2 separate regions of the Homo sapiens genome follow, and region 1 is linked to region 2. The links are chromatin contacts, found by Hi-C or POLR2A ChIA-PET in ENCODE. All regions are on one chromosome and are shown on one strand. The core of a region is the stretch at or near the end of the contact, and the rest is flanking DNA. Distances in the headings are between cores, read along the strand shown. Region 1 overlaps MTHFD1 (methylenetetrahydrofolate dehydrogenase, cyclohydrolase and formyltetrahydrofolate synthetase 1). Region 2 holds the start of ESR2 (estrogen receptor 2).

Region 1 (4,952 bases), core at 774-3,273, 150 kb before region 2:
CTGCCAGGAAATATGAAGTAAGCAGTGATGTTTTCAAAGGTTTTAATGAACTCGACCGTGAACGAGGGCAAGAAATAAGATAAATACTATCTTTAGGAATCAGGCCAGTGGCTGGGCCCAGTGGCTCACACTTGTAATCCCAGGACTTTGGGAGGCTGAGGCAGGAGAATCCACTTGAGCCCAGGAGTTTGAGACAAGCCTAGGAAACATAACAAGACCCCATCTCTACAACTGAGAAGTTAATTAAAAAAAAAAAAAAAAAAAGGGCCGGACCTGGTGGCTTATGCCTGTCATCCCAGCACTTTGGGGGGCCGAGGCAGGTGGATCACAAGGTCAAGAGATTAAGACTATACTGGCCAACATGGTGAAACCCCGTATCTATTAAAAATATAAAAATTAACTAGGTGTGGTGGCAGGAACCTGTAGTCCCAGCTGCTTGGGAGGCTGAGGGAGGAGAATCACTTGAACCCCAGAGGCGGAGGTTGCAGTGAGTTGAAATTGCACCACTGCACTCCAGCCTGGTGACAGAGCAAGACTCTGTCTCAAAAAAAAAAAAAAAAAAAAAAAAAGAACTGAGCTGGATGTGGTAGCTCACACCTGTAATCCCAGTACTTTGCGAGGCTGAGATCGGAGGATCACTTGCACCTAGGAGTTCGACAGCAGCCTGCCTGGGCAACATAGGGAGACCCCGTCTCTACAAAAAATTAAAAAATTAGCCTGGTGTGGTGGCGTGTTCCTGTTCTTCCAGCTAGTTGGGAGGTTGAAGCGGGGAGACTGCTTAAGCCCAAGAGTTAGAGGCTGCAGCTATGATCACGCCTCTGCAGTCCAGCCTAGGTGACAGAGTGAGACCCTGTCTGTAAAAAAAACCCCAAAAACCGGCTGGGCGTGGTGGCTCATGCCTGTAATCCCAGCACTTTGGGAGGCCGAGGCGGGTGGAACACGAGGTCAGGAGATCGAGACCATCCTGGCTAACACGGTGAAACCCCGTCTCAACTAAAAATACAAAAAAATTAGCCGGACATGATGGTGGGTGCTTGTAGTCGCAGCTTCTTGGGAGGCTGAGGCAGGAGAATGGTGTGAACCCAGGAGGCGGAGCTTGCAGTGAGCCGAGATCACACCACTGCACTCCAGCCTGGGTAATAGAGCCAGACTCCATCTCAAAACAAAACAAAACAAAAAAACCCACCAAAAACCAAGTACTACAAACTAAAGGGAAGCAATTAAGGAAATGTATCTTTAAGTATGTTTACTGCAGCCCTGCTTGTAGCATTGGAAAATTATAAACATAAACCTCCTCCAAGGGGGACTGGGCCAATGAATTATGACATATACACTCAATAAATATTTATCATGCAGATGTTATGAAAGTGAGACCCATCTGTGTTAACATGGAACCTGTCCAAGATGTACTAAAGGTGCAAAACCATGGAGAGCTTAATTATTCCATTTTAGGACAAACACAAAAATACATGTATATAATTCATGAAAAATTTTTAAATGTCGAGAAATATGCACCGAACTGTTAAGGGGACTCAACTCACATATATTACATTCTTATAATGTTTAATTATTATTTTTTACAAAGGGTATATTACTATTGTAGGCTTAACAATACATTAAATATTTTAAAAATAAAAGAGTCTTCTATAAAAATACATATACTGAATCATCGAGCAAAACCCAGCACTAATGTTTGTTGATCCCAAAAAAGCAGAAATAGGTAGGATAAAAGGTGGAAAACAACTAGGTTCATTATAAATGTGATTTATGCTTTTTTCCTTTAATAATTGAAAACTGAGATTATGATTTATTTGAGCTTCTAAAGAACACTGCTAATTCTTTACCTCTAGTCACATGAAAACCAATTAATATGTAACGCTGATCAAGAACAGTTTTAAATAAGTAGAATTTCTTAAATGAAGACACCAGCTGGGCCAGCTAGGGGCAGTCACTGTAATTAGACACAGGAAAGGCTGTGGGGTGGCAGGAGGGCCAGAACTGTGAATTCCCCTCCTACGCGTGAATCAGACAAATGACCATAAAAGGCAAACCATAACTCAGAAGACAGGCAGACTGAAGGTACCAGCAATTTTTTCTAGCCAGTTTTGAAATACTTCATTTGGGGCCTGAACAGTGACCCTGTATTGCTTGATAATTTAAAAGCCTTCCAAAAAGGCAGAAAAATTGAATTAGCAGTGACAGCAGGTGACCTTGCCACCTTATCTGATGGCCTGTCTTTCCTGTAACCACCCCAAACTGGCTTTAGAGATGTTTCTTTGATGGTAAATGACATAAATATGAAAAGATTTGAGCTCACAGTTGTTCTCTAGCCTCCTGTTTGATGCTATAAATATCCAGGAAGCTTTGTCTAGAAAAACAACCAGAATCCTGACCATATATCTTGGCCCGTTAATATGGATTTAAATCGGCAGAGGAGAAGCCATTTCAAAAAAGGTCTCTACTTGCTTCTGATCTGAATGGCATTTGGAACTTACCCAGCCAATGCAGGGAAGACAATGGAAGGGAACTGCTATTAGTCTAGGACAGGGTTTCTCAGCCTCACACTCCGACATTTGAGCTGGATAATGTTGTAGGGGCTGTCCTGTGCATTAAAGGATGTTTAGCCAGCATCCCCAGTTTCTACCCACTAGATTCCAGTAGCACTCCCCACCTCCAGTTGTAATAATAAAAAAAGTCTCTAGACATTGCCAAATGTCCCCGGGGTCAAAATCAGCTGTTGAGAATCAACCACTGGTCTAGGGCAGTGGCTTATTGACACCCTATGTGGGACAATTCTATTTTGTGAGGTACATCTTCCCTATCTACTCATTTAATATAACTCCTCAGCACACTGCAGGCCTTTTGGCACCCTGCACCCTGGGTCACAGCAATAACCCATTCATTTCCACATGGGCCAGGTGGAGAAATGCTGATTCAAGGTGTGGTGCTTTCTAGGACACGTGATGAGAAATAACTCAGGTTACCTCCTGTATGTAAGCCTTGGGAAGAGGCAGTCCAGCAGTGACCTGGAAGGAAAAGAAACAGAGTCAGAGGCATTTCCTATTTAAATCTCCTAGCTTAAAATGGTGCTTTTCATGTGTTAAAGGCAAGACGCTGCAATGCTTGCAGGCTGTACAGTAGTATAAGATTATTTCCTGCCCTAAGGACTTAGGGTATGTGACCAATCACACAGCACAGAACAAAATCGACTGCTTTGGGCAGCGTGGAAGACCTCTATGACCTGAATTAAGGAGGTGAGAAGGACCGGATCGATGGCAGGAGAGGTGGAAAGGGGTGTACCAAGCAGGTGCAGTGACTCGAGTGAAGGCCATAGCAGTGGGGTTGGAAGTCAAGGGGAGTGTGGGGAAAGAGGAAGCGGTCGGGCCTGCGGAAGTCACCCTGGGATGTCTGTCGATAGAGCCCGTGATGAGCCCTGCCATGGTTTCATGAACTGGTCCACAGTGCCAACCTAGCATTGGTGGAGCTGAACCGTGGTGCAGGGTCAATACAAACAAGAGGGAAAACAATACAGAAGGATTTTCTTTCTCTTTTGTAGAGTATATCTAAAGGATGGAGGTGTCTGGTGCCTCCCCGCCCCGCCCCCCAGCCCCCAGTCTTGATCTATGCCGTGGCTCAGCCCTGCTGCATCCACAGAAATGAGCAAATGGGTGAAGGTGTCCATTTCATGGGCCCCACCATGGGCAGTGGATAGTGATTAAGAAGCTCTGCCCTCTTCCATTGCAGTGAGACTATGTGCTCCAACTCCAGAAGGGGCTGTGTGGAGGCAGAGCAAGAAGCAAGGACCTTACAGGTAGCTTCCCGTCAGCAAGCTAATGAGAGCAGGAGGCCTACTCTCTTGACAGAGCCATATGTGCAAATGTTCCCCTCCATGCACAGCATTATGGGACATTATCCTGACTGTGAGGTCAGGAGGAAGCAAGGAAAGGAGGTGTGATGGTGTGAGGGTGAGTGAGGGGTGTAAGAGAGAGGAATGTTAGTTGTGACTGGGAAAAAAAAGGGAGTCTATCCTGTGCTACTAGCAGAAAGGAGTGTGCTGGGTTGGGAGTGCCTTTGGCACTCAGGGATAACTAAGACTGGATAGGGGTGCTGGGGTTGTTATGGCAGCATTCCCAGTGTGCTCCGGGGACCCAATCCTTTGAAGGGGTCCATGAAGTCAAAACTATTTCCATAAGATTCTGTAACATCTTATGGCCCTTTTACTCTCATTATCATTCTCTCATTGAGCATATAATGGACTTTTCCAAAGGTTATGAGACATGTGATGTCACAACAGATCAAGTGCTGTCTTCAATTAAGCCAGACCCAGAGAAGATCTGAAAAATGTACAATGCCTAAATTTTGCTGGGAAAAGATAATGCATTTTCATGTTTACAAAGTTCTTTATGTTTACATGTAACTCAGTTTTAATTTCTAATATGGTAAATATCAATAGCTATAACCCATATGAACAAAAACTCTTTTAGGCTCTCAATAACTGTCAAGAGTGTAAAGAGGTTCTGAGGCCAAAACAGAGAACTGCTACATTAGGACAAACCCTGACCAAAACAAATTTGATTTTTATCCTGTAGGCCAGGGAGTCCTTATTTCCTAAGTTATAATACAAGCTCCTGGTGGACAGGAATTTAATAGTTTTTCAAATGATTTCAGAAAACCTAGCACCATGTCTTTTCATGTAGGCCCTAAAGAAAAGGTGTTAAAATACTAGGATAAAAAGTAGTAGGAATTTCTAAGCAGTAGGAATTCAGAGAAATACAAAATTCAGGCTGGAGGTGAGGATGAGCCAGTCTCCACCTGTTTCTCTGTTACCCAGGGCAGCCCTGGGCAGATCTGCCATTCTCCTCTCCCCCACTCCCTCCCTAGGGTGTGGAGGCCCTGTCCAGCATGAACAGTATACTCAAGAAGGGGCTGACCTCTGTCTCAGCTAACTGGTT
Region 2 (5,237 bases), core at 1,094-3,593:
GGAAGCATCACAGTGAACACAGAGCAGAAGCTTGGCACACAGGTGGCAGAAGTTTGTCTGCAGTGTTCTGCATAGAGCAGAGAGTCAAGCCATTTTCATTCTGATTGATTGGAGGCATGGTATGGAGGTAAATGGGTCCTTGGCCTCTCTCCTGGATTCAAGTCCTTCTTAGCCACTGATAGGTCATGTGACCATAGGGAGGTTGTTTAACCTTCCTGAACATTCATTTTCTCAAGTATAAAATGGGGGTAATAGAATTTGCCTTATAGGCTTGCGTATAAAATAAGAATTATTGAGAGAAAGCGGGGCATAAATGTCCAATAAGCGGTAGCTGTCTATGAAGCCACTGTTGTTACTGGGTTCCTTTCTCACTAGGTGGCTTCAGGTAGCTGACAGAAGCTCTGTGAGCCTCAATTTCCTCACTGGAAAAGTGGAGTCAATATCTCACTGAGCTGGTGTGAGGATTAAATGAGATGCTGTGCAGGTGCTTAGCACAGCGTCAGGTATGATGTTAATATTGATAGATGCATTTTCTTCACCCTCACCTATCTTTTTCTGCCTGTTGGCTTATGGTTGAAATTCCTTCATGACGGTTTCCATTTCCAGAGATATCTTGTTAACAAGTATATACCACCAAATGAAGCTGATTTTTTTTTTTTTTTTTTTTTTTGAGACAGAGTCTCGCTCTGTCGCCCAGGCTGGAATGCAGTGGCGCGATCTTGGCTCACTGCAACCTCCGCCTCCCATGTTCAAGCGATTCTCCTGCCTCAGCCTCCTGAGTAGCTGGGATTACTGGCATGTGCCACCACGTCCAGCCAATTTTTGTATTTTTAGTAGAGACGAGGTTTCACCATGTTGGTCAGGCTGGTCTCAAACTCCTGACCTCGTGATCCACCTGCCTCGGCCTCCCAAAGTGCTGAGATTATAGGTGTGAGCCACCATGCCTGGCCATGAAGCTGATTTTTTTAAACCATCATTTAACATTTTCTCCATAAGGTGGCAAGGAGGAAGAGCATATGGGGACTGGGTACTTTGAGAGACCCCAGGACAGGAGACAGGGAGGCTGAGATTGGCATGTTGTCTGCTGCAGTTATTTGCCAGCGACACACTCTTCCCGTCCAAACTAACTTCTCTGCCTCAAGGACAGGGAGACTCTGCCTTTCAACCTGAGAGAAACCAGGACTCTCAGCTTTAATGAAAATTGGACTTAGGGTGGGGCAGTGGAGACTTTTCACAGCTATTGTTTAGCTGATGAAGCAGATGCTTCTCCATCTTTGGAGCCTGTCTTCATTACCTGTGGACCTCATCTTTATCAACCCAGAGCACACTTGCGTCTCTCTATTTTGGCTAAACACCAAACAGCTGAGGCTGGTACTGTAAAACTTTCCCTCCAAATGCCCCCCCTCGTCTTCCTCTATTAGAGATCTGGATCACAACCCTCAAAAACCATGTCCCTTATGCCACCTGAGTAGATGGTTTGATGATTAATTAGGCACAGATGTGACACTGGGGGGTTCTCACAATGGCCTGTGGGTCACATGCTACTTTCCTTTTCATTTTCATCAGCAACAGCTGCCTTAAAGCCAGTTAAGACTGTGGTCCTAGTCTCGCACCCTGGGGCTCCTGCTGGGGTGGGTGAGGGGAACACCCCATTAAGCTGGGGGAACTGGGGCTGCCACCAGGGGGCGCGAGGGGCCTTCGCCCGAGAAGAGGGGTGGGCAGGTGCCTCCAGCGGAGAAGGGCGCCGTGGCCGGAGGCACAGGTCTCCCCGGTGCCACTTCAAGTGAGTTCGAGGAAGTACCTGGGATCTTTGATCTAACGCGAAAGGCCTTCCCAGTGACCTCTTGAGAGCTGAGAACCCACTCCCTCCACCTCTAGTCCACGGCTTTGCCACTCCAGGGCCCGAGGTTACGTTTGCTGCTGGGGATTTGACAAACCCAAAGCCTCTCTGGTTTCACCACTGGCTCCTTAGAATCAGACATCTGTTCTGAATGACACTTATGTGAGTCAGGGGCTGAGGACGTGATCCTCGAAGTGTGGTCCCCAGACTGGCTGTATCAGTGTCGGCATCCCCCAGGACCTGGTTGGAAATGCATATTCTCAGGCCCTACTCCAGACCTCTTAAATCTGAGACTGGGGCTGCGGGGAGCGCCATCTGTGCGCCACTATCCTTGTGGGTGGACCAGGAGTCGGTTCGAGGGTGCTCCCACTTAGAGGTCACGCGCGGCGTCGGGCGTTCCTGAGACCGTCGGGCTCCCTGGCTCGGTCACGTGGGCTCAGGCACTACTCCCCTCTACCCTCCTCTCGGTCTTTAAAAGGAAGAAGGGGCTTATCGTTAAGTCGCTTGTGATCTTTTCAGTTTCTCCAGCTGCTGGCTTTTTGGACACCCACTCCCCCGCCAGGAGGCAGTTGCAAGCGCGGAGGCTGCGAGAAATAACTGCCTCTTGAAACTTGCAGGGCGAAGAGCAGGCGGCGAGCGCTGGGCCGGGGAGGGACCACCCGAGCTGCGACGGGCTCTGGGGCTGCGGGGCAGGGCTGGCGCCCGGAGCCTGAGCTGCAGGAGGTGCGCTCGCTTTCCTCAACAGGTGGCGGCGGGGCGCGCGCCGGGAGACCCCCCCTAATGCGGGAAAAGCACGTGTCCGCATTTTAGAGAAGGCAAGGCCGGTGTGTTTATCTGCAAGGTAAGCGCCCCTTCGCTCGAGGTGTGGTTTAATTGTCTCATTTTGTTTGAAATCCTGCGGTGAGAAACCAGTCGTGTTGAGAACAATAAAAGACCAAAAAACGATCACCAAAACCAACTGTCCTGAAAGCTACTGGAAAGTTGGAAAATGCATGCTTTGATTAAATGTCTTCATTCAAGACACTGGCAAGTTAACTTATTTAGTTTGTGCCGTGAGCTCTGGGTTGATTGTGCTAATATGAATAACTGAAAAACATTTTATTTCCCTATGGTTTTCCTCGATGGACTTCCCCACTATGGGTGAAATGACAATGGAGTTGAATACACTTTCTGATTGAACTTTGAGGGCCTGGGAAGATGTACACGTCTCAGGCAAGATGATAGGGGTTTTAAAATGTATTAATTGGCATTCCTTAGCCATGTCAGCAAGCTGCGTTCCTCCTTTCCTGGGCAGACCAAGCTAAGCTCTAACTGGTCTCCTTTATTTGCTGAAGAGGAGTCCAACAACTGCCCTCTAACACCCTGCGTGTTATTCTTATTGGAAGGACAATATTAAGTCAAGTGAATGTCATTTTTGTGAAAAAACTTTGAGTGGACTTCTATTTAGGAAGATAAGGTTGATTTAATTTTACTCGCTGTTTAAAAAGCAGGATTGTGTTTTGGTGTGGTAGGCAACATTTTGGAGGACAGACTTTGCCTTATTTTGTTATATTTCTAGTATTTACATGGGCATTCCATTAGAAAGTTTTACTTTTGCTCTAAGTTTCGTAACTCGGTGTCTAGTGAGGGGAAACATGTTTGTAATTTAAAAAGTGAACATGTGAAAGGAAAGGCTTTTCTGAGAGTGTTGTAAAACAAATGTAACGTGACTATGAAAAGAACATGATTAACATCTTTGACTCCTATTTTTTCTGAAGAAAATGTATTTTGATATGAGTTCTAGAAGAAGGAAACTATAAGGATCTGTTCATCAACAGGCATTAGAGTATACACCGTAGGATTGCATTTTACGTTCAAGCATTTTTTTAGATGAATTTCTGAAACATTCTTATTTTAAAAGCCATCAGATGCTTGTTAACACTTAAGTCTTGCTCAAGACATAGAAGTTTCTGAAATCAATTAACATGTTTAGGACACATTTCGTAGTGTTCTGAGGGATGTGAATAAATCTAATCACAGTTTACATTTCTTAATGTATTTATAATTCAGAAAAGGTAGAATTTAGTAGTAAATTCAACTCATAACCATATAATTAACATTTAATAGATATTGATATGTTCACTTTTAAGAATAAGAAGGAAATTTTCTATAAGTGTATGTTGAACACATAATAATTCAAAATTCATGTGATAATTTTAGGTGATGCTTTGAGTCGTTTTATAGAATATAAATATGGATAAAATATAAAATACTGAAGGCTGAACTCAAAGTGTTTAATGATAAGTTTTTGATAATACATCTAGAAACCTTGAGAATTGTATGCTTGAACGTTAGATTTCATAATTCAGTGTCTAGCACATTGTTTTATATGCAATAGCACTTTAAAAAAATTAGGCTACAGCAGTATAATTTACATACAGTAAAATTTAGCCTCTGTAAATGTACCTCTATGAATTCTGACAGATGCACAGTCATGTAACCAGCACCGCACACATGACACAGAACAGTTCCATTACCCCAAAAGTCCCCTTTGTACCTCTACCTACCCCACTGCCCCTGAAAATCACTGATCAAAACTACATAATGATTATGTGGTTTTGCTCTTTAGTACGTTTTTACTTAGACATATTTTCCTTTACTTCTTTTGAAAGAAAAACCTGTTTTTCCCTTTTTATAGGATGAGTCAGTTTGTGCTATTTTTAATTCTAGTACCTTGGGATAAATCAAGGCAAAGACAATGCTATTTGCAAATGGGAAACTTGAGACTTGGACTAAGTGTTAAATTCATATAGGGCTAATAGATTTAGTTCTTAGCAGATTTAGATTCTATTGTGGTTTAAGCCTTTGGTTATGGCATATATCATTAGTTATCCTGAATTGAAATACAAGGCCATTAAAAGTTATTTATATCATATTAATAGAATGCATCATTCTTTTATAATCTTTGAATTTTAAAACTTCTTTATTAAAAAAAAAACTACTTTTCATTATACCTGAGATTAAGAAAGCTACCTGAAATTGCATATTATCAAATAGTGAGAAGCAAAACAGGGATTGAAAATGACAAATTGAAGACATTTAAAATGCAGAGTGATTACAATTGCTGAAGGTAAAATATTTATCTTCATAGGGGCTTAGGTCTGTGTCCAACTTATTTGTAGATGTCAGGATTTTTAAATTTCTGTGCTCATGTCTTGAAGTCTAGATTTTCCTGCAGGGTGGAGATGTATAACCTTTTGTAAACTAATATTTTTCACTGTTTAACACAGTATTCAATTCAGTATACAGTTAGGAGCCTGTTATTGGTAGGTACTGCTAACATATATATATATAAAATTGATGTCTTTTTCCTTTTTCCTTTGTTCTATGAAAAACAGCCTGTATTTTAAATATGTAA

Evidence for each region. Hi-C counts contacts between places; a loop is a spot of excess contacts on that map. ChIA-PET counts read pairs that join two places held with the same protein, here RNA polymerase II (POLR2A). Pooled maps may share reads with other maps.
Region 1: a pooled map shows a loop between it and region 2 (2.2-fold over the local background). The contact joins the enhancer-like site here to the promoter of ESR2 in region 2. A Hi-C loop is called at or near these places in 1 of 50 pooled maps. POLR2A ChIA-PET finds 5 or more read pairs at or near these places in 3 of 52 experiments (CD4-positive, alpha-beta T cell, GM12878 and activated T-cell).

What each region holds. Positions count from the first base shown.
Region 1 is chr14:64,442,767-64,447,718 of GRCh38, reverse strand. MTHFD1 (methylenetetrahydrofolate dehydrogenase, cyclohydrolase and formyltetrahydrofolate synthetase 1) reads right to left here. Exons shown (of 28, transcript NM_005956.4): 22 at 2,985-3,026. Among named protein-coding and RNA genes, the nearest start is that of AKAP5, 20 kb to the left of the region's middle. RefSeq lists an enhancer at 2,082-2,131. Within about 2 kb of position 2,023, at least 14 of the 41 ENCODE cell types and tissues checked have a DNase peak (open chromatin) inside an H3K27ac peak, as active enhancers do; they include CD4-positive, alpha-beta T cell and GM12878, where a contact is called at or near this core.
Region 2 is chr14:64,291,477-64,296,713 of GRCh38, reverse strand. ESR2 (estrogen receptor 2) reads left to right here and starts at 2,343. Exons shown (of 9, transcript NM_001437.3): 1 at 2,343-2,681.